Linked DNA regions of Mus musculus: region 2 is linked to region 1. The links are chromatin loops, found by intact Hi-C in ENCODE. Cell type or tissue: left cerebral cortex. All regions are shown on one strand. Each heading gives the region's core, and the rest is flanking DNA. Links, peaks and the distances in the headings are about the cores only. Region 1 has its middle 67 kb from the start of Gm40242. Region 2 overlaps Gm2164 (predicted gene 2164).

Region 1 (10,918 bases), core at 1,593-9,592:
TTGCATCTTGTTCAGAATGAATTAAAATTAAGTTAGGAGTCAAGCTTTCTCTCCCGCTGAGATATGAGTATGGGCTCTTTCTTTCCTTTCTGCCGTTTCATGTGCACTCAATACTCGATAGCCAGCGTGGAGGCCTGGATGCTGTTTGCTACTCTCAGGTTCTCCTTCCAGGCACAGACCGCATTGCACAGAGATGGTGTGTCTCAAGGCAGCCAGCTCTGGTCAATGAGTTGTCAACAGAGATGACACGTATTGCTTCTGGACCAGAACATTTAACTGTTTGGTGTTTAGCCGTCACTGCAGTGCTCCCAAGCTCCCTGTTGTGTGGTGACTGACAGTGTTCAAGGTGGTGGGTGCTACTCCCACCCCCACCCCCACCCCCATCCCCATCAGAGCACACAGGGGCACAGAGCACAGCCTCTTTCTGACTCCTCATATATAGGTGGGAAGCAACCTTTACCATCACAAGACATTAAAATTTGAAAGCTCCTTGCTCCTGCAGCTTCATGGGTTTATTTTGTCTTCTCTATCCATAATAAATGGGAAAAAAGAGGATGCATTTAAATGAATTTTCCCTGATGTTTCCAAGGGCATCCAAGTTGACCATAGATGACACCAGTTCGTGGCAGACCCCAAATGTCTCAGCTCTGCCGCATTCATGTTCACAGGCGGGTTTAAAGAGGAGACCATGCCTCGTTCGGAGAGATTCGGTCTCGCCTTTGCATTAAACATCAGGCTGCTTCCTCTACCGCATGGCAGGTTTTCATCTCCTCTGAATAATTTTTTAGCAACTTGAGAAACTGCAATCCAAACATATAGTATTTTTGGCTGGAAATTAAAACACGTCACTTTTAAAACATAAGCAGCATGCCCTGAATGTTTATGGTAAAAAGCTCACTCCTGGCCAGACTGCAAAGCTCGCATTACCGAGAGGCAAACCCTGGAGCGTGCTGGCAGTTTGCGTCCCAGTTCGTCCTTCCCACACAGTACGGTGACTGTGAATCATGTCTCCTCTGGCACATGAACTTCCAGGCTCTATGACTCCTTCCATATCAAAGAGAGACTGTCTAGAATTTCCCCCTTGCTGTCAGGAGAAGCCTATGGAAGTGGAAAGACAGGTTTCTGTCCACCGCACCACTTTTTTGATGAGCCAGGGATATCCGTCCTGAAGATGTGACTCAGTTGACAGGGCACTGAAGAGGCAGCATTCAGAAGGCCCTGGGTTCAGTCTCCACCACAGCATAACCTAGACATGGATGTGCATGCTTGTGATCCCTACAGTCAGGATGTGGAGGCAGGAGGGTCAGACATGCACAGTCAGGCTGGATTTATGAGGAGTTTGAGGCCAGGCTGGGCTATGTGATTCTGGGTCTCTAGAACGAAACAAGTGGAATTTCCAAAGATACTACCCAGAAGGCACAGACTACCCTCAACAAAGGTGAACATCAATGATGATGATGATGACGATGACGACAATGATGACAATAACAATGATGGTCTTGGTGTCATTGACATGAGTGACACACACCCAGGGTAGCTGCCACAAAAGACTATGGCCTTGGCCAGCACACATTTCCAATCAAACCAAGACTATTCAGAATGTAACAGGGAACTGTGGGAAGTGGTGATTCCTACCAGAGTTAGCTCACTAGGAAAATACAATTTCAAGGCATTGCCTCTTTATGTGACTTCTTAAAATGTTGCTGGGTGACAAAGCCAGGATTCTCTTATCAAAATGAAATCTGTAGAATACAATTTTCTGCTCAAACAATGTGGTTTATACAAAGCGCCACCCTTGCGTGTCAGATGAGGGAATATAAAACTCTTCTATAATGGATATATTGTTTGCACACAAAAAACCTTGTGAATCTATGTTTCATGCCAGGCCTCATTTGCCATCTTCGGGAAAAGGGGGAAAACTCTCTTGTCTCCCTTTGTTTTTAACAAAAATGTCAGAAGACTATGTGTACCTCTTTATTGGGTAGGACTCCAACCAAGACACTGCAGAGAAGACTCAAACACTAGTCAACGCCGATCCTTCTCACTGGCTTAAGATGACCCAACACTTCCCTCCGTGGTGAGTTCTGAGCTACAGAAATGTACTGTGTGCTTGCTAAGGACTCTGCACTGTTATAGCACCAGGAGAGTCCAGGCGTGGGTGGGTGGGTGGATCTCGGACTTGCTCCTGATGGTCTTACCATCTAACACTTTGAGGAAAAGGCAGGACTGTGGAGGCAAAGAAACTCTGTTGTTACAAGACAGCTAAGGAGCCAACTGGCTTTCATCGTCTCTTTGCAGTATGCCTACTGTGTGCCAGACCCAGTGCTATACATGGAGGAGGGAGAAGCAGGCCGGAACATGTCCTGCCCTCAGGGATGCCAAGGAATCTGAGAACTCAATGGAATGAAAGAGAGCATCTAACTGGGAGCAGGAGAGTTTTTAAGGAAATGGCTCAGTCCTTATGGTTCTGACTACACAGACATAAGGACCGATGCTCAGGTCCCCAGCACCCGTGTAGTACTGTGCACCTATAATCCCAGCACTGGGGAGGTGGAGGCAGGAGAATCCCTGGGACTTGCTGGCAGCAGAATCAGTGAGCTCTAGGTCCAGTGAAAGACCCTGCCTCAGAAAACAAGTTTAACAAAGATTATGAAAAATACCCAGGATTGGGGAGATGGCTCAGAGGTTAAGAGTATTGACTGCTCTTTCAGAGGTCCTGAGTTCAAATCCCAGCAACCACATGGTGGCTCACAACCATCTGTAATGGGATCTGATGCCCTCCTCTGGTGTGTTTGAAGACAGCAACAGTGTACTCATGTAAATAAAATAAATAAATCTTTTTAAAATTATTTACATGTATGAGTCTTTGTCTACATTTAGGGGCTGGTGAGATGGCTCAGTGGTTAAGAGCACCGACTGCTTTTCCAAAGGTCCTGAGTTCAAATCCCAGCAACCACATGATGGCTCACAACCATCTGTAATGGGATTTGATGCCCTCCTCTGGTGTGTTTGAAGACAGCAACAGTGTACTTATATACATACATACATACATACATACATACATACATACATACATACATACATACATACATACAAAGGAAGGAAGGAAGAAGGGAAGGAGGGAGAAAGGAAGGAAGAAACAAAAGATACCCAATGTTGGTCAAGGATTCTGTTATATCATCAAGAAGAGTTAGCCATAAGGACAGTACTCTGAGATGGTGTGGAAAGGGTTGGTCATCCCTCTCCCTGTCCAGACTCTGCCTCTGGGAAGAACTCATGAAGAACTAACAGTTGACGGATTCCAACCTGGTTAATGACAAGATGAATCTTAGTGGTGAAGAATGAGTGTGTCCTGTATCTGAGGCTTAACGAGTTTCAAGAGTTCCAGTGACTTGTCATACAGCATGAAGCATGATGATGAGAGCCGGGGGACAGGCTGGGACTGGATTCAGGAAGAGTCCCTCGAGGTTCTTGCAGAGCATCTGGAGTTTGTGCTTGTGCCATGGGAGGGCTGTGAGCCGAGAAGTGGACACAACTGTGTAAAGACTTCCTCCAGCTACTGGGTAGAGAATAGGCCTTGGAAATACAAGGCAGGAAGCAGTGATATGATCTAAGGAGCTGCTACTGTGGCCTAGGACAAGACGGTGACAACCGGGGAGCACCTACGACACAGTTGAGGAGGAGAATACGTCTGGGTATAATGTGTGTCGGCCATTAAATACGCTCATTGGTGTGGGAATGGAAAGCAAAGAAGAATCCAGACTATCCCATGGCTTTGCAGGGTGAGCACACCGATGTGGTTACTGACTGAGAAATAGTGACCGTGTATATGTGAATACTCGGGGCAGCACAGGGCAGGGTATGCTTTGCTAGAGATCAAGTTTTGCTTTGAGCATCGAAGCCTTCAGATGTCTACAAAGCCCTCAAGAAGAAACTGAAGTGGAGCAGGTACGTGTGCCGGTAAGAGCACAGAATAGGGCTAGAGAGCATGTTTTGACATCATTAGCATATAGATGCTATTCCAGAGCAAGGCCTGCACTGAGGTTACCTAAGGAAAGAGCCACAGTGGAAGAAGTCCAAACACTGATCCTCAAGGGGTTCTGTGGATCAAGGATCCACAGCCCTATAGATCAAGGGCAGTCTTCAGTCTTGACTTCGGCCTTGGCCCTTACAGGCCGCACGCCCGGCAGGATAAACTGCGGGGAAGAACTGAACCTCCAAGACCATTTTGAAACTAATTTGAATACTGTATGTACATAATTAAAAACAGTTGGCCCCAAAGATTAATAACTCCTTCTACATCTTCCTTTGACAGGCGCTGTGATTTGCCGGGTGGGGCGGGCGGGGCGGGTTCGTTCTGAGTTGTTTAACACCTTCACGTTGCTTTAAGCAAAGTGTGGGGCGGCGACAGAAAATGCCACATTGCAGATGCCTGACTCAGGGACGGGACTCTGACTTCACGCCTCCGATCGAGGCAGAGACTCACTTCTGACGGAGGAAAAGTATTATAAAAATATATATGTAACACATATTCTATTCCTGATTTAGGTCTATAATCTTATGAGCCAGACTGTAATGAATAAAGTTATAATTAGCTGTAGATGAAGAACACGCAGCCGTGTTTTCTAGGGTGCACTTTAGGGCTCCGGTCCAATCTGCACATTTACAAGCTGTGCTATTCTCATCGACTTCCACAGACTCCACTCAGAGACAGAAGAAGCTGCATTATTGATTATAGAGTGTGCATCTCGCTTATCTCTCTACTACACCCTGTGGGGTGTGCAAACACAAGAGGAAGGAACAGCCAGGAAACCAGGAAAACACAACCCCATCCTCACGAAATCTTCCCCCAAATAGCAGCGTGGATGCTTGATCTAGGCCAGAAAACCTCTGGCATATCACCCCCACCACTACCCGCTACCTACACGATTTATAAGTTTGAGCGGATTAGATAGAGATGACCTTGAACTGCTGCCACGTGTGCCGAGAGACCCTAGGCAAGTCATTTCCTCTCTCTGGACCCCGGCTTTCCATCTGTGAAATGAAGCGTGGACCTGATTGTCTTCAAGGGCTTTAACATGTGTTCTAGCCGATGAAACCCAGAGCATGTCACCAGGCAATGTCCTGAAGGACCAAGACCCTTGCTGTCTAAGATCCTGGCCCCTACATACTTCTTCTATATGTTTGATGTAGTCTATAATAGCGTGTGCTGAAGGTTTAATAACTGGCTCCTCCATGTAAAAGCTCTAGTTTGTAGTGTCTACCAATTCCTGCAGTGTAAATGCTACTGCTATGGTGGGTCACAGTACCAGCATGGTGTCACTGAAGACAGAGCTGAGAGGAAAGAGAACATTACCATTTCTGCTAACCAGTCAGCTTTCCAGCCATGTTGGGAGTAACTGCTCAGTTTTCTCCACTGCTCTGGACACATACTAGGTAGGGGCCAACGCTACTGAAGGTGCTAAGGATACTGGCCTTTGGGCCCTTTTCTGGCAAGCAAACGACTACCTTCTCACTATATCTCACGCGCGCACACACACACACACACACACACACACATACACACACACACACACAGAGAGAGAGAGAGAGAGAGAGAGAGAGAGAGAGAGAGAGAGAGAGAGAGAGAGAGTAGGGGAGAAAACACATACATTGGAGTCTCTTTCTTATAGGATGTCAGTTCTATGAAATCAAAATCCCGTTATGACCTGTTAGGCTTTTAATCTGAAATGCAGCCCACGGGCTCTTGTCCTTAGGATTTAGCACTAGTTTGACAGCTGCAGAGCCCTCAAAATATGGGGCTTGTCTCTTGGAAGTAAGGGAAGGCCACTAGGGGCCAGTCTTTGAACAGCATGCTCACCTCTTGTTCCTGCCCTAAGCTCTCTGCTTCTTGGTCTGCACCACGTGCACAGCCCCAGACTTCAGTGGCCAAGGATGAAGCCAACACCCACTGCAATGAACTGAAATCCCCCTGAGGCATGAGCCAAAATTAACCTTTTTTCCCTTCAAGTTGTTTCTTTCCTGAATTCCTATTACACAGGCTGGGAGGAGTCAGAGCTTTGACTTATAAGGAAACACAATACGTGGTTCACTCTAATGGAGTTAATGTATGTAACATATTTGCTACGAGGTGAGTGTCAGTTGGTAGCAGTTAACTGCTTTGGCTGTTTTTAAGATGTATTTGTTTCTATGTGAACGGGTGTTTTGCCTGAGTGTATGTCTAGGTACCATGTGAGTGTGGAGGCCAGAAGGGGGCATCAGATGTCCTGGGAGTGGAGTTACAGATGGTTTTAGCCACCATGTGGGTGCTGAGAACTGAACCTGGGTCCCCTGGAAGAATAGACAGTGCTCTTAACTGCTGAGCTATCTCTCTCTCTCTCTCCAGCCCCAGTTTGTTTTTTAAAGATGCCAGTCCGTTTGACTTGACCCACAGAGCTAAGCATAACAACAGGAGAAGAAAATGATAACTTTGCCATAGAGGACTTATTTTGTACCAATAAATGCCTAGTCTGACCCACTTCCATCCAGCAGCTGATCTTGAAAGTCTGTCTGGGAGTTGGCATCCTTTGCCCAGTGAACCATCAGCCCAGAGTTAGACACCTGAAGGGCCACATTTGGTTTCCAGCAAGCACTTGATCTCCTGAGACCACGGTTGGTGACTTAGCTGGCCTTAGAGCTAAGGGTGACTTTTGTGTCTGGCATCCTGTGCTGAGTCTAATACTACCTTCCAGTTCCTGGGCAAGACAACCTTGAGTCTGTCGCTCCTCCTAACCCAGCCCCACTGTCCCAGCTTGCTCTCTACTGTTATGACAAAGCACTGTGACCAAAAGCAACTTGGGGAAGAAAGGGTTGATTTCAGCTTATCGATCTACATCATGGTCCATGGAAGGAAGTCACAGCAGAACTCAAAGCAGGAACCTGGAAGCAGGAACTGAAACAGAAGTCATGGAAGAATGTCGCTTACCAGCTGGTTTCTCCTGGTTTGCTCAGTTTGTCTTCTTATATACCCTAGGACTATCTACTCGGGTAGCACAATAGAGTGGACCCTCCCACATCAATCACTAATCAGGAAAATGCCCCACCAATTTGCCTAAAGGCCAGTCTTACAGAGACATTTTTCCCAGTTGAGGTTCCCTCTGCTCAGATGACTCTAGCTTGTGCCAGGACACCCACTAACTCTCTTAGTCCTCAATAAGGAACGACATGAGGAAAGAAAGGATGGTTGGCAGAGAGGACAAAGATGGAAGAAAGGGCTTGTGCATTTCTTGAGCACTCCCTAGTGGGCAGGCATGGTACTACACCCATCTCCAAGAAAGTCTCCCAATGACCCTGGGAGACATTCTACAAATGAGGGAACTAACACCTTGGGCTTGTTGCCAGTCCAGGGACACAGACTGGGAAAAGGCGGGGAAGCTGAAGTTCAAGGTCAATTCCATGTTATTGCAGAATTCCTCCAGTGGAATCAAGGACCAGGATTCTTGAGCATCCAAACTCACCTTGGAACACCAGCCTCCAGACTCACATCTGAGCAGGGATACTGAAGAGCATCAGACAGCAGCTGCTCTTCTAGCCTTGGCTACCAGCAGTGTGGTCACAGGGTAGGCAGGCAGGCAGGCATATCTTGCTGCCAGCCAATATCTGCCTCTCCCAGGCTCTCTCTTCCCTATCCTCTGAGATAGAGCAACAGTGCCCTTGAATATAGGTGTATCTTCCATAATAGCTAGGAATGAGGTCTCTTCATATCAACAAAGAGAACTTACCATGCAGCCTAAAACCTGGCAATTAAATTAGACCTTCTAGAATGGTTGGCGGTGCCTTTGCCCCTAGGGATCATGGGTTCCTCATCAATGTGGGGCATTCTCTTGCCATGTTCTCCTGGGTGCCTTTTAGAAGGACACCCGGATTCCTCAATGGAATACTGGCTGGAACACAGTCAAAGGGGCCCTGTCTGGTTTTTTAATTTTGTATTTTTTTGTCTCCACTGGTGATTCAGCCTGTCCTTCCCAAGCTTCCTTTCCCCATAGGGTCTCAGTTTGCCTGTGTGGATTGAGGCACGCGCTTCCAACATTAAAATGTCGATGATTCTCCCTCAGCACCTTAACATTTGCGAGGAGCTGGCAACGGGATGCGGATATAGGTGTCCTCAAAAGTTGAGCATGAATCAGATCCTTGTTATGAAACCACATTTGTGCAAAGCAGGAAGGCACAGTGTTATGTGAATAACTAGGCCTCTCGTTCATCGTGAACTTGTCAATGTTTGTAGAAGCCAGGGAGAGTGAGAAAGGGGAAGAGAGAGAAGGGAGGGGGGAAACAGGAGTGGGGGGAGGGAATGTGTGGGGTTTAGGTTAAAAGCAGGTGTGGGAAAGGCAAGTTCTGAGTCCGGAGCAAGCTTCTCTGTTCTTGTTGACATTGATCTTCGACAAGTCACTTGACCCTTGAGCTCCCGTCCTCCCATCTGTAAAATGGGATAACAAATACCCACCAAATAACATAACAGATTGGAAGATGTGCTGGGTAGATTTTTATTGTCAACTTGAATCACCTTGAAAAAGGGAATCTTAGTTGAAGAACTGCCTACTTCAGGTAGGCCTGTGGGGCATTGTTTTGGTTGCTAACTGAGGTAGGAAGGGTCAGTCCACAGTGGGTGGTACTTTCCCTAGGCAGTTGGTCCTGGGCTATATTCGAAAGCCAGTTGAGTATGAGCCTAGGAGCCAGGTAGAGAATGATTCAACAAACAACTTCCATGGTTTCTGTTTCAAGCTTCTGTCCTGACTTCTCATGGTGAACTGTGACCTGGAAGTACAAACCAAACAAACGCTTAACTCCCAAAGCTGCTTTTGGTCACAGTGTTTTATCATAGCAAAAGAAAAGAAACTGGAATAGATGCACTTAAAAAAGCACTCAGTGAGTCTGGTGAGATAGCCAGTCAGTGGGTAAAGGCCCATGCTGCATGCCTGATGATCTCAGTTCAACACACACACACACACACAGAGACAGAGAGACAGAGAGAGAAATCTAAATTTCTTGCAGCACTCAGTACAAATGAGGCATCGAGCAAAGAAGGCAGGCTGGAAGGTAGGCTTGGGAAAGAGAAGTCCTGGTGGAGGCTCACTGAGCCAGGTGCTCTCATCCACAGAAGCTCAAGAAAGAGACACAGATCATGGAAAAGTTGCTCACGAAACCAAAGAATTCCTTTCTCTTTTTCCGGCTAGGGACATGACGCATAGAGGTAGACCTGAATTTCAGATCCTTTGAATGTACCCCACAACATTGTGAGAAGAACACAGCCTTTCCCTGCCTGTTCCCCTGGCACACCCCCCCCCCCACACACACACTCACACTCTGACTTGCGGGAAGACAAACCCTCAGGCACAGACACGCATGCTCAGATACTCGGTTGCCTGCGTCATGCACAGGTGCACAGTGGTCTGTGCTTCTCCCTGTGAGACGACTTGACTCTTGTCATTGAATCAGTTCTTAGCGTTATTCCCCAGGACCTCCCAGGCCAGCCAGCACCCAGTTCCTCTCTCAGCGACTGTCGAAACCCCATGCTCTGATCACAACTGGCCCTCGGCATAGCTTATCATCACACTATGTGGACAATGATTTGATTAGTGGCTGCTCCGGAGCTTAAGGAGCTGAGTCTTTTGGCTTGCCCTCCACCAAGCTGGGCAAAAGGTAAAACCTAAGAAACATGTGTGCAGTTAAATGAATGAAAGAGCACATGGCTCGAAGTCTTTTCTTTAAAAAGTATTTTTACATTTATGTATCCTTGCTCTGTCTTTGTCTCTGTGTCTATCTCTGTCTGTCTCTGTGTGAGAGAGAGACTCAGAGAGAGAGAGAGAAAGAGACAGAGAGAGAGAGAGACAGAGAGAGACTCAGAGAGAGAGAGAGAGAGAGAGAGAGAGAGAATGTGCACGCTGATGCCAGAGAGCTCATATAGAGGGCAGAGGGCAGCATCTGAACCGATTCTCTCCTTCCACTATGTGAGACCTGGGTACAATAAGGTTTTCAGGCTTGGCGGCAAGCACCTTCACATGCTGAGCCATCTCATTGACCCCCTTTTGAATCTTTTCAAACTCAAAATCCCAACCCCTCGGACCCTCTCGACCACTGTGTTTCAGTTCTCTGGCCAAGTAAAGCCCACCCTTAGGAGTTCTTTCTCTGAAACCTTTCTAGAGGGGTGGTGGGAACCCTAGCACACCCCCCACCTCCCAAGTGTGTGTGTGCAAACTTAGTATCAAGTCCTTCAAAGGCATCTTTGGACAATGACCCCCATTTCTCCCCTGCTCTCTCACTGTTTCCTTTATACCCTGGTTGCGGCCCTCAAATTTCCTTTAAAAATATTTGCATTTCTGTCCTTTCTCAGGGGACTCTGCCTGTCTCTCTAATAAATGGAGCATGCTCTGCTGCTCCTGCCCACCCTAGAGCAATGCTGAGGGGGGTGTTGGGGGGCCCAGGATGCTGCTATTCTTCTGCATGCCGGTCGTCCAGACAGATCCACCCCTTGTACGCTTCCCTGACCTGTGTGGCATGGTCTGATTCCACTCCCAAGAGCCAGGGCCTGTTCTATGCCCTCCCCCTCATTAAATCAGAAGCCATCAGGCTCCAGAGACAGACTGAGGCAGCTAGCTGCCCAGCTTCCCAGCCCCGGAGTGGGCCCAGGGGGTTGATTAGCATATTGTTGCTGGAGGAGGTGGCAGTAATCCTTTCTCCTATTGACACTAAACAACCTTACCTGAAAGGTCCCCCCACCCCAGCAGATTCTCTCTCTCCCCCCACATCATTGCTCCTGCTTTCTTCCTCTCTCCCTGCTCCTCCTCCTCTCTATCCTTTTAAAGCAGTGCAAAGCTAGGGCTCGCTTCGGGAAGGCTACCCCATCTTTCCCCCATTCCTCACCCCTCACCCCCAAGGAAGG
Region 2 (10,918 bases), core at 2,005-10,004, 390 kb before region 1:
GGGTTTCTCTGTGTAGCCCTGGCTGTCCTGGAACTCACTTTGTAGACCAGGCTGGCCTCGAACTCAGAAATCTGCCTGCCTCTGCCTCTCGAGTGCTGGGATTAAAGGCGTGCGCCACCATGCCTGGCTTCTTGTCTGTTTTTTGGTGCCGGGGATTGACTCAGAACCTCGTGTCTACTAAGTGAATAGTTTACCACTGAGCAATACCTCACTTCTATCAATCTTTTAGAGTACACTTTGCCTGAGGTCGTAGACACCGAAGGCAGACATGAATATTGAATAGAATGTGTTGATACTGGACAGGTGAGCAGATGATATTAGGGGGAGGTGAGGTGATTGTTTAGAAAAACAGCTGGGAGGAAAAAAAAAGTTTAGTAAAATGCCCTCATAAAGCCCTGTATGGTGGCACTCCCCTTTAAGTCCCAGCACACAGGCAGTAGAGGCAAGAAGATCTCTATGGGTTTGAGGCCAACTTGTCCTTGATCTTCATAGTGATTCCAGGGCAGCCTGTGCTATGAAGAGACACCCCATTTCAAAATACAAAAACAAAAACAAAAGAACCAAACACCAGCAACAACAACCAACCAACCAAAAAACCAAAACCACAACAAAACAAAATGGAATAGTCCATTGTTTCTTTTTTTCTTTTCCTTCCTTCCGTCCTTCCTTCCTCTCTGCCTCCCATCTTCCTCTTCCTCCTCCTTCTAAAACCAAACCAAACCAACCAACCAAGCCAAACCAAACTCAAGATCCCGTGGTCTCACTATGTAATCATGGCTGACCTGGCCTGAAACCCACTCTGTGGCCTCAAACTTGAAGCAATCTGCCTGCCTCTGCCTCCTCAGTGCTGGGGGAGTGCTATCCTACCCTGCAGGCTTTGCATTTATAGTGGCTATCTAAAATGCCAAGGCCTCTTCCACACCGAAACCACAGACTGCCTAGGGGTGAGCTTCATCAGAGCTGGGCCATCACATGAAGAAAACCAGGAAACTTTTGGAGAATGGAAGACAGACAAGTAGCTATGACACTCGCCTTGTGCTTTCGGAAGCTCTAGGACCACCCCAGCGGCACCAGATCTTCCTACACGAGTGCACAAAATTAAGAAAACCAAGAGGCCTAGAGAAAATTGTTTTGAATTTACCAAAGTAATCTTAGAGCTGATCTGGAAGAGATTAAAAACGGAGAGAAGTCAGAAAATTCCAATGATGAAAAAAATGAATACTTATCAGAAATTACTATGCTTTACAAAGGACACTCATTAAAACTCTCATGTTAAGATTAACTCCATTCTTTCATTGGGACGGATTGGAAAGTCCAGAAATGGATCCAAATATTTAGGGGATTTTTTTTTTTGGTATGATAAATTGTCATTTCAATGGAATTGGGAATATATGGACAATTTTATAGATTCAATTGAGCAGGATATATGGGACAGTCCTTACAACATAAACAGGGTTCCTAGCTAAAAAACTGTGGAAACCACGTGAATGCATTCTTTGTTCACCCTAAGATGGGGCACATCCTTTTAAGCATGCTGTGATACCCAGAAGTCATAAGAAATTAATAAATGTGTGCTGGTAAGGATGGTACAGTGGGTAAAGGCATCTGCTGCCAAGCCTTATGTCCCAAGTTCAATTCCTGGGACCACTATAGTAGAAGAAGAGAATAGACTTCCACACGGTGTCCTCTGGCTTCTGCATGCACACAATTAAGTGTTAAAACGTATACACTGGACTGTCAGAATTGAGACTGTAAATACATTTATTTATTTATTTATTTATTTATTTATTTATTTAGTGTGTATCGAATCCCATTACAAATGGTTATGAGCCACCATGTTGTTTCTGGGAATTGAACTCAGGACCTCTGGTAGAAGAGTCAGTGCTCTTAACCACTGAGACATCTCGCCAGCCCCTATATGTACAGGCAGTATCAAGGGTTATGTGTGGCAGTGCACACCTTTAATCCTATCACTTGGAAGGCAGAGGCAGAAGCATCTCCATCAGTCTCAGGCCAGCTAGAACTGTATAATAAGATACTGTTAAAACAACGAAACAAAAGAGTTTCATGGTCATCATTACCTGAATAATGAGTTCGAGGCCAGCCTCCAAAAGAAGGCGGTGTGGGGGTGGTGGGTGGGCAGATGAGTGGAGTGGGCAAAAGTTGAAGAGAATGGTGAAGAGTAGTTGCTTCCTGTACTCCCACAACCACCTGGGATTGTGCTGGGGGAAGTCCTTGTCACCTCATTCCCTAAAGACCGACCAGTTTAAAAGTCATACTGTTCTGCCAATCACATTGTGCCTAGTGGCTGCTGAATACTGTATAAAAGCTCACTGAATGAGCTGCGCGCAGGGTCGCCACTTCTCCTTCGGGTGTAGGATGATCCCAACACCTTGGAACAATAAATTCCTCTTGCTTTTTGCATCAATTCCTGGTTCTGTGCCATTCATTTTACATAGGCACCCAAACACATGAAGCACGCACGCGCGCACAAACACACACACACACACACACACACACACACACACACACACACACACACACACACATAAAATTAATAAAGAGGATCCAGGCAGTGGTGGCACAGGCCTTTAATCCCAGCACTTGGGAGGCAGAGTCAGGTGAATTTCTGAGTTCGAGGCCAGCCTGGTCTATAGAGTTCTAGGACAGCCAGGGATATACTGAGAAACCCTGACTCCAAAAAACAAACAAACAAACAAACAAAATTAATAAAGAGGAAAGTACAGAAGGGATAAATGCTAGAAAAATTTAATTTTTCATGTGCACAGATCAGATATAGATTATTAAGAAAAAGAACAAATATTTTATCATCAACACGGGCAAAGGACATGGACAGGCAATTCAGAAAGGAAATAATCAGAGATAAATGAAAAGACACGTAACTCTTTATAGTCCCTCATGATCTCAGCAGTGTCAGTATGAGCCACTGTTCTGTGCCTTGTATGCATTTCTGAAGCCTCATAAGACCGGGGCTGGCAAAGTGTGGGCAGACAGGTGTTAGAGTGTGGCTTCTGTCACAGGCAGTGGTCACAGGGCTCGAGGAGGCTGAGCTTTTGACATTGCAATGTGACTTTGTCATCTGCAAAGTTCATGCTTGAGAACTGTGCAATCCAGTTTGAAAAAAAAAAGATCACACAAAACAAAACTGGTGTTTAAAGAAAAGTATATGATTTTGGTTTGGGCCTTCTTATAGCTCTCCAGGGCTGCTTGTGGCTCATGGCTACAGACTGGACTTTCATGGGAGGCTTTGTGAAGGGCAGCATGGTAAAATTAGAACTACTCTCTCCACTATCATGGCAGCCTCGTTCGCCAGTGTTTAGTTTAAAGAGCGAAAATGTACAAAAATGAGCAAAGAGATACGTATGCGGATGTTTATCCCAGCGTTGTTGATGAGAGGAAAATCTTGACAACATCCTACGTGATCATCAATAGAGACCCAGGAACATAAAGATGCACACATACAATGGAGTACTACTGAGTAATTAGAATAATTTTGTAAAGCTCTATTTATTGACATAGAAAGATGTCTATGACATATTGTTGAGCAGGAAAAGCAGGTGTCAGCGAGAACAGTATGTATAATACAACTTCTTAGCTATAAAATTATATACATGGCGCTCCATGTGTATATATGCATAGAGATATGTCTGCAAGCCTGTTCACCAGAATGCTAGGAGTTATATCTGGGTGATGGGATTTTTCACTTTCTTTTTCATACTTTTGAGCGTTGGTTTGATTTTGAGCTTTATAATGAAGATGAATCATGGTTTTCAACCAGGACAAATGATAAACTCCTTTCTCTTGGGAAGGAAGATAAGTGTTAACTAGAAGGCCGAGCACTCTATGGTTCAGCTCCTGTGGATAAAGGCATGACAAGCAAGGCCCGAAGGGTTGTGCGTGGATGGCGAGCCCGAGAGTGTGAACTGTGGAGGAAAGTGGAGGCGCCAGGGCGTGTGGTGGTGGCAATGGCTGCCTCCCACGGGGCGGAGGTGGCTGTCTCTCTGAGGACAAAGTTTGCTCTAGAGCTGGGGGAGGAAGACATGGGTGGGGACAAGTGAGAGCCATGGTGTCACAGAGTACATTTTTTAAAGTCAGCCATATGTAATAGTGCAAAGTCATGAAGGTGGGGAAGGAATGCAGGACTCGACCAACGGGAGGCTGTTAGTGACCGTGGAGAGTGGTTTTGATGGAGGAGAGAGCGGTCTGGCCACTGTCACATGTAGTATAGAGGATTTCAGTTACAGGACTGCAGACTGGAAAGTGATGGAGCCCTGATTTAGGATGTCAGTAACAGGCATGTGTGCCGCTTGTCTCTCTGCAGGCTCCGGCAGACATCACCAGCCATTCTGCTGAGCCTGGAAGAAGCCTCAAGTCTTTCTCTCAATAGTCAGTCCAGGGGGACAATACCAGCAGAAGGGAACTGGTGGGGAACTGAACCTCATGGCCCTGCCTGGGCTGGAGCATGGGCTTGGAAGATGGCCCAAGAAGGCGTGGAAGAAGCGATGCCTGAGTTAGAGCAAGGATGGCTGGTGGAGCCAGCTCTCCATCCACGTAGACATAGACCCCAAGCTTGGTGTCAAGAAGCATCTAGCCAGGAGCTCAGGATAAGTGCAGCTCATGGGATGAGCTCAGGAGTCTGAGCTGATAAGATCGTAAAGCACATTCACATTGGTTGACATCCTGAAAAAAGCCTGACCATAGGTAGCATAGCAGTCAGTGCACAGACATTGGAGTGCCCACAGAATCCCCCATCTGAGTATCCAGGGAAGGCAAATGGGAGCCCTACCGTCTGCAGCACTGAGCACAAGAAATCTGTTTGTGGGTTCAAATGCAGGACTTAGGAGTAGAGCAAGACAAAGAGGCTATCATGTTTTGCTGGGAAGACTTTCAAGGAGAAAGCTTGGGTCAAAGACAACATTTTGAGTGAGTGGGAACATAGGGGGCCCTGGCAGGAGGAGGGTGGAGGTTGTTCTGGACTCTTGGGAAGCAGAGCAAGAGGAGTGTTATGCACACAGGCAGAACTCACCTTGAGGGAAGGCGCAGGCTGGTGAGAGGCCCACTTAGGAGAAGAGCGGAGGCTGGGGGATTAGATGTTTTAATCTGTGGAAACACTTTCCTAAAAAATTAACCCCATGAATCTTAGTTTCTTGAAGTGTTCCACAGAAAAGGATTCTGGGTCCGTGAAATGTCAAATTCACAGACTGGCCCGTGTGTAAACAGTAAAGGCCCTGAGTAGTCCCTCGGGGAAGAAATTTGTTCAGTGTGGATTTTAGAATTCTCCACACATTTGCAGAAATCTTTGAATTTAACAGTGTATCTTTAGTAGGATGAATGGGCTAGAGAAGGTGACAGGATTTGGGGCTGTTTTGGGGTCAGGGTGGGTACATGGCAAAGAGGCAGACTCTAGGTCTGTTCTCTGAAGGCCTCTGCACCCTACCGCAGATGTTTTCACTGTGGCAGAAGCAGTAAAGGATCCGGGCTCCTGGGAGCCCCAAGCACAGCGGAGACAAATCTCAGCTGAGCGAGCTTAAGTTCTGGGTTTGTGTTAGCACAAGCCTCAGGGGTCCCGTGAGCCCTAGGAGGGGCCTTCCTGGTTTCTCAGAGTGGGTACTCTCCCCTCAGATCCTGCAGCCTCCCCCTCTTGGCTTGTGTGTCTTTATGTGTTCTACCTAAGAGTCCTCAGATGCTCGAACTGAGCAGTCTGTGAAGGTGTGCACGTGTGTATATCCTTACCCAGCCCCGAATCCACAGCCTAAATTCCACACTGTGGGAGCAGCAGCTGGCAACGCCCACTGTCCTACTTGCTTTTCTGTACCCCGAGAAAAGCTCTGAGTACAGAGCTCCGGTTTTCCTGTTCGTTCAGGTGATCACTGTCGGGAGCCAGCTGTGCCAGACAGGCAAGTGGGCAGTGTGTTTGCAATGACACCCAGAGGTGCCACTCAGATGGTGCCCCGCAGAGTGGCATTTTCTCTCCTAGCCTTCTCAAGAGGGAATCTAGGGGTAGGAGACCGACTTTGATCTCAGTGGGTCCACACTGAACTGCCAGGCTGAGATGGACGCTCTTGACCCAGGAGACTTAACCAGCGCCATTCAGAGACTCTGTAGAGGCTCCGATCTGATGCAGGAGTGAGGATGGGATGGATAGAAGTAGCAGTTCCATTGAAATGGTTTGAGGATTGTCATTTGAGTCCTGTCCTGGGCTGGAATCTCACAGTCAGCATGGAAGCACAGCTTCTGGGAACCAGGTCCCTTTCGGGACTGGAGCAGTCAGAGGACAGGGAAACTTCCTGTCTTAAGGATGGGTGTGAGGAAAAAAGATATCTCCCTGGAAATGACTGTGAACCTGGAGAAAGACAAATTCCTGACAGTTGGAATATAACCTTCTACAGAAGGTGGGTGCGCTTTCTCCAAGTGACACTTGTCCTATCTCCTTGCCTTCCAGCCCTCAAAGACTCAAGAGACTCGAGAAGACCCCTTTTGAGGTTTCTTTAAGGCAGTCCATACCCTGATACTGTCAGCTGAGGCAAGCTGGGATGCTGGCCCACCAGGGTCCTTGATGGTAGCCAAAAACAGTCAGGCTGCGGCCTCTCTTGCCGTTAGGTTTCTTGTGGGTGGCTTGTGCCACTTTCAACTTTGCTTCCTGGTTCTTTCCCAGGAGCCAGCTCCATTCCTCAGCCCCGAGTGGCGCTCCTTGGGCCGGAAACAATGTACGTTCTCCACGACTAGGAGTGGAAGTCAGCAGTTTGGCACCGTCTGGCTGGCAGCCTCTACCAGCTTCCTTTGGCACTTTATTGGCAAAGGCGGTGACATTTCTTTCAGTTGGGTGGGTGGAGCTGTTATGCAAACTCCCGCTCTCCTCATTCGCCAGATGAATATTCATGACTCAGGCAATCTGTACCAGCCAGACTTTCCTGAGGGCGGCAGCTTTTCTTCCCTTCCTCTCTTTCTTTCTCCTTCTCTCCTTCCCGGCTCTTTGGAAAGCTGAAGTACGGCTATATTTAATTTACAAATACAGAGCTATTTAGCTTGCCTTTGAGATAAGGCTTTGGAGAGGTGGTGCCCAGGAATGGGGACAGTGGCAGCGGCTCTGGGTCCTGACCCTGTGTCTCCAGGCCCCAGAGCCTACTGCCCGGATCTCAGACCCCAGAAGCCAGTGGATGGTCCTTTGCGTTGAGAATCACAGTGTCCCTATGCTTGAAGATGCAGCAGCTCACATCCCTTTAGGTCACGCTGGCCTCTGAGGTTGACAAGGAAATCACAAGTCGATGATGCTTGGGCCAGGTACTATCAGTCTACCTTAGCTTCTCCCATTTCCATCCCTGCCTGCCCCCCTTTCTGTTCCAGGATTGAGGTCAAAGAGCCGAGGGTATTTACTGGTCATTGGCTTTCTCAGGAAGAGCTGGTCCGGATGCTGATCTGAAGTCTTATTTCTGGGGGACACACCGATTCCCTTTCTATCTACTAGATACAGTGGGACATACCTGTGATGCCAGCAAGTGGGAGGGGGGTAGAGGTAGGAAGAGCAGAAGTTCAAGGTAATCTCAGCCACATAGTGAGTTTAGGATCACCCTGGCTATGTGAGACCTTGAAACGGTTAAAAAAAAAAAAAACTAGAAAGAAAATAACAATAACAAAAAGGGATGTTCCCTAGTCTCTTTGTCTCTTCCCCCAAAGAGGCACCAGATGCCCTGGCAGAGAGGGGTCAGAATCTCCAGAAATTTCCAAGAAATTTGGTCCTAGCAAGGATGTGCTCGCATGAGTATGTCTTGTGTGTAAATATTTATGCACAGCTTAAGTGAGTCTGTATGCCTACATCTATGTTCAAGTGTTTGCGTGTGTGTCTGTATGTGTAAGGGCGTGAATGTGTGTGTTGAGGAAAGCCTGGGAATGTTTGCATGTGCGAATGTGCCTCTCCAGTTGAGTTGCGTGTGTACCTCTATGATTCTGGAGGAGTTGAGTGTTTCAGTACGGGGGTGGGGTGGGGTGGGGGAGAAGGCTGAGGCACGTGCCTGTGTGTGCGTGCGTGCATGTGTGTGTGTGTGTGTGCAAGTAGATCGACTGTAGGTGTCAAAGTAAGAGCCCAGGAGAGAGGCAGAGGGTGTCAGAGTAAGAGTTCAAGAGGGAGAAGGGGGGTGAGAAGCCATCGGGGTATGCTTTCTGACCTCCACCTCTCCTGAACATTTTCCTCTCTGGGGATGGAGAGGAGGGAGGGGGGCCCACCAAGGAGGGGGGCCCCACCCCCTGTAAGCGATACAGGTTCTATCCAAGGATGCGAACAGAAGGTTTTTAGCACAGAACGTCCTGAAATCACTTTATATTCCCCCTCCTTCTCCCATCTAATCAAAATAGCAGTATTGGGCTCCCCCATCCCCACTGCTGCCCAGCACTCAATTTAGCTCCAGGGTAGGGAGGGAGTGGAGAAAGGCTGTCCTGTCTGACCCCCCAACCCCCTCTTAGAGCACCTTTCAGCCTGTAGCCAAGGAGCTGTCTTCCAGATCTCCCCTTCCCAAGCCTTAGTGGCAAGAGCCAGCTGCCTCCCAGGCCTGCCAGCAACTGCCAGGCTCTTCCAGAACCCACATCTAGGCCCAGTCTCATTTACAAATATGCAAATTTGCCTCTTTCTGGTATGCAAATGGAGACATGACAAATAACTAATTAGGGTCAAAAGAAGTACTTGAACCAATTAGTGGAAGGCTCTGTCCCTTTCTGTTGGGAGGAGCTTGCTCTCTTCACCACCTGACTCCCAGACACTCAGGATGGTGCTACCTGAGTGATGGTCATGGTAGGGCCTTGTCTTCAGGAAGCCTTGTTTTGCTCTTGGCTCTCAGACTCCACATAGTTTCTTCCTCTGTGAGTGGAGTGATAGCAGTGACTGTCTTGTCCCTCTCCCTTCGCTCCGAGTCATGGGACTGGGGAGGACTTGGATGGAAACAGGATTGAAGATGGCATTACGGTTTCTCTGACGGTGGCACCTTTGACCATGCTTGTCAATTGTGACGGGGATGGATTAGTGATGTCTGCAGTGGCCAAGTCCTTGCACCCTGGCAGGTTACAGGCTACATACTTATTGGCCGTGAAAGATACAGTTGGAGCAAGAGCCTGTCTACTGCTGTGACTGAGTTATTTGGCTTGGAGCACAGCTTCCTGGTATAAAGCTGATGCAGGAGGGTAGCTGTAATAAGTAAACAAGGGGGGGGGGTTAGGGAAAGGCTTTTGTCATCTGGGAGGGGATGTATCAATTGAGCATGTCAGCGGGGGCATCCATATTGTCCCATTCAGAGGTGAGGCTGCCTAAGGCAGGAGAGTGTGGGTGGCTTGGAGAGGCAGCAACAGAGACCTCTCAGGGCAGGCCTGCCCACGCATGGGGCTGTTCTCTCTGCTGCTACAGGATACCAGCTCCCCTGAGCCACCCCATGTTGTTGAACCAAGCGGGCCACAACAAGCCCACTGGCTCTGCTCCACTGTTGGGTGTGAAATTTGGTTGAATTGGCAACTAGGGCCTGGGCCCTGGGCCAGTGGGCAGACGCAGGTGGGCGGCTGTGTACTAGGGAGTTAGTCAAAGCTAGCAGTTGGCAAGAGTGAGCCAAGGGGTGACCTGACTTGAGGAGAGTGTCTCCAGGGATGGCAAAAGCCAGGCTGGGCTAGGATTATGTTGCAGGCTATCGTGGGAAGTGCCAGTGTTTCAGCACATGCCGTGAGCATGTATGTCAGAGGACATGTCTGGGTGCATGTGCTCTCACACAGGGGTATATGTGTGTGTGTTTTTGTTTTGTTTTGTTTTTATTTATTTTATATATAGCTATCTTCAGACACACCAGAAGAGGGCATCAGATCCCATTTCAGATGGTTGTGAGCCACCATAGAGTTTCTGAGAATGGAACTCAGGACTGCTGGAAGAAGTCAGTGCTCTTAACTGCTGAGCCATCTCTCCAGCCTGTATGTGTGTGTGTGTGTGTGTGTGTGTGTGTGTGTGTGTGTGTGTGTGTGTTCATATCAGTTCAGGAATACATGAGTTATATAGTTGAGCACCCCTGTGTTGAGGTGTATGTGAGAGTGAGTCTGCATGCCTGTTTGATTTTGTTAATCTTTGCTGTACCAGAGACAGGACCCGGGGTCTTGTGCAAGCTACGGCATCACTCTGCCTCTGAGCTGCATGCTTCTGCTCACATTTCCAGTGTGACTAATCTAGTGTGAGCATTACTCTTCTGTCTGTGGACACCTGTCCGGGAATGTGGGTTCTATGCTCTTCCTGCCTGTGTAAGAGTGTCCATTGCATAAGCACGGGATACCTGCCCGTGTCTGTGGATGTGGACCACGCCCTTCTGTTGGCATCCATCTGGTCATGTGCTACTGCACATCTGTGTCAGAGTGCCTCTGTCTGTACACATCTGCAGAGCCCCCCCATGCTTGTGCATGTGTCCTTGAGGTCTGTGTCTGGGCTCATTTGTGGATGCATTTCTTTACCTTATTTGTTTTTTTTTTTTTTTTTTTTTTTTTTCTTTCTTTTTTTTCTTTTTTCCGGAGCTGAGGACCGAACCCAGGGCCTTGGGCTTGCTAGGCAAGCACTTTACCACTGAGCTAAATCCCCAACCCCACCTTATTTGTTTTTGTTTGTTTGTTCATTCTGCTCTCATATATTATATCTTGACCACAGTTTTCCCTTCTTATTCTCCTCCTAGGACCTCCCCATTGTGGGTGTATTTCTTGGTGTGTGTATCTTCATCCTTGCCTTGAGCTAAGGCTTCCTGCCCCCCCCCCCCCCCCCCCCCCGCCAATTCTTTGCTCTGCTGAGAAGGAAGCCTCCTTCTGGTTTCCCATGGCTGGGGACTCTTGGAGAAGGACCTGCTGGCTGGCGCTTTGGTGGTTTTGCATGGCATGGCGTCCTCTTTCCTGACCT

Evidence for each region. Peaks named below come from ENCODE experiments on the same cell type or tissue, not always from the same donor. Only the 100,000 strongest peaks of a DNase experiment are listed, where the experiment ranks them.
Region 2: a loop joins it to region 1, with 2.6 times the contacts of the local background. A loop is called at or near these places in 2 of 42 quality-filtered maps.

What each region holds. Positions count from the first base shown.
Region 1 is chr4:124,200,299-124,211,216 of GRCm38, reverse strand. No RefSeq gene overlaps it. Among named protein-coding and RNA genes, the nearest start is that of Gm40242, 67 kb to the left of the region's middle. In left cerebral cortex, for the core only: CTCF peaks have their summits at 5,813 (motif pointing right) and 7,289; DNase peaks (open chromatin) are centred at 4,498, 4,585, 5,845 and 8,125.
Region 2 is chr4:124,591,027-124,601,944 of GRCm38, reverse strand. All of the region lies in intron 1 of Gm2164 (predicted gene 2164), which reads left to right. Among named protein-coding and RNA genes, the nearest start is that of 4933407E24Rik, 27 kb to the right of the region's middle. In left cerebral cortex, for the core only: CTCF peaks have their summits at 6,930 and 9,826 (motif pointing right); DNase peaks (open chromatin) are centred at 6,845, 7,859, 8,663, 9,505 and 1 more place; H3K27ac peaks cover 696 bases.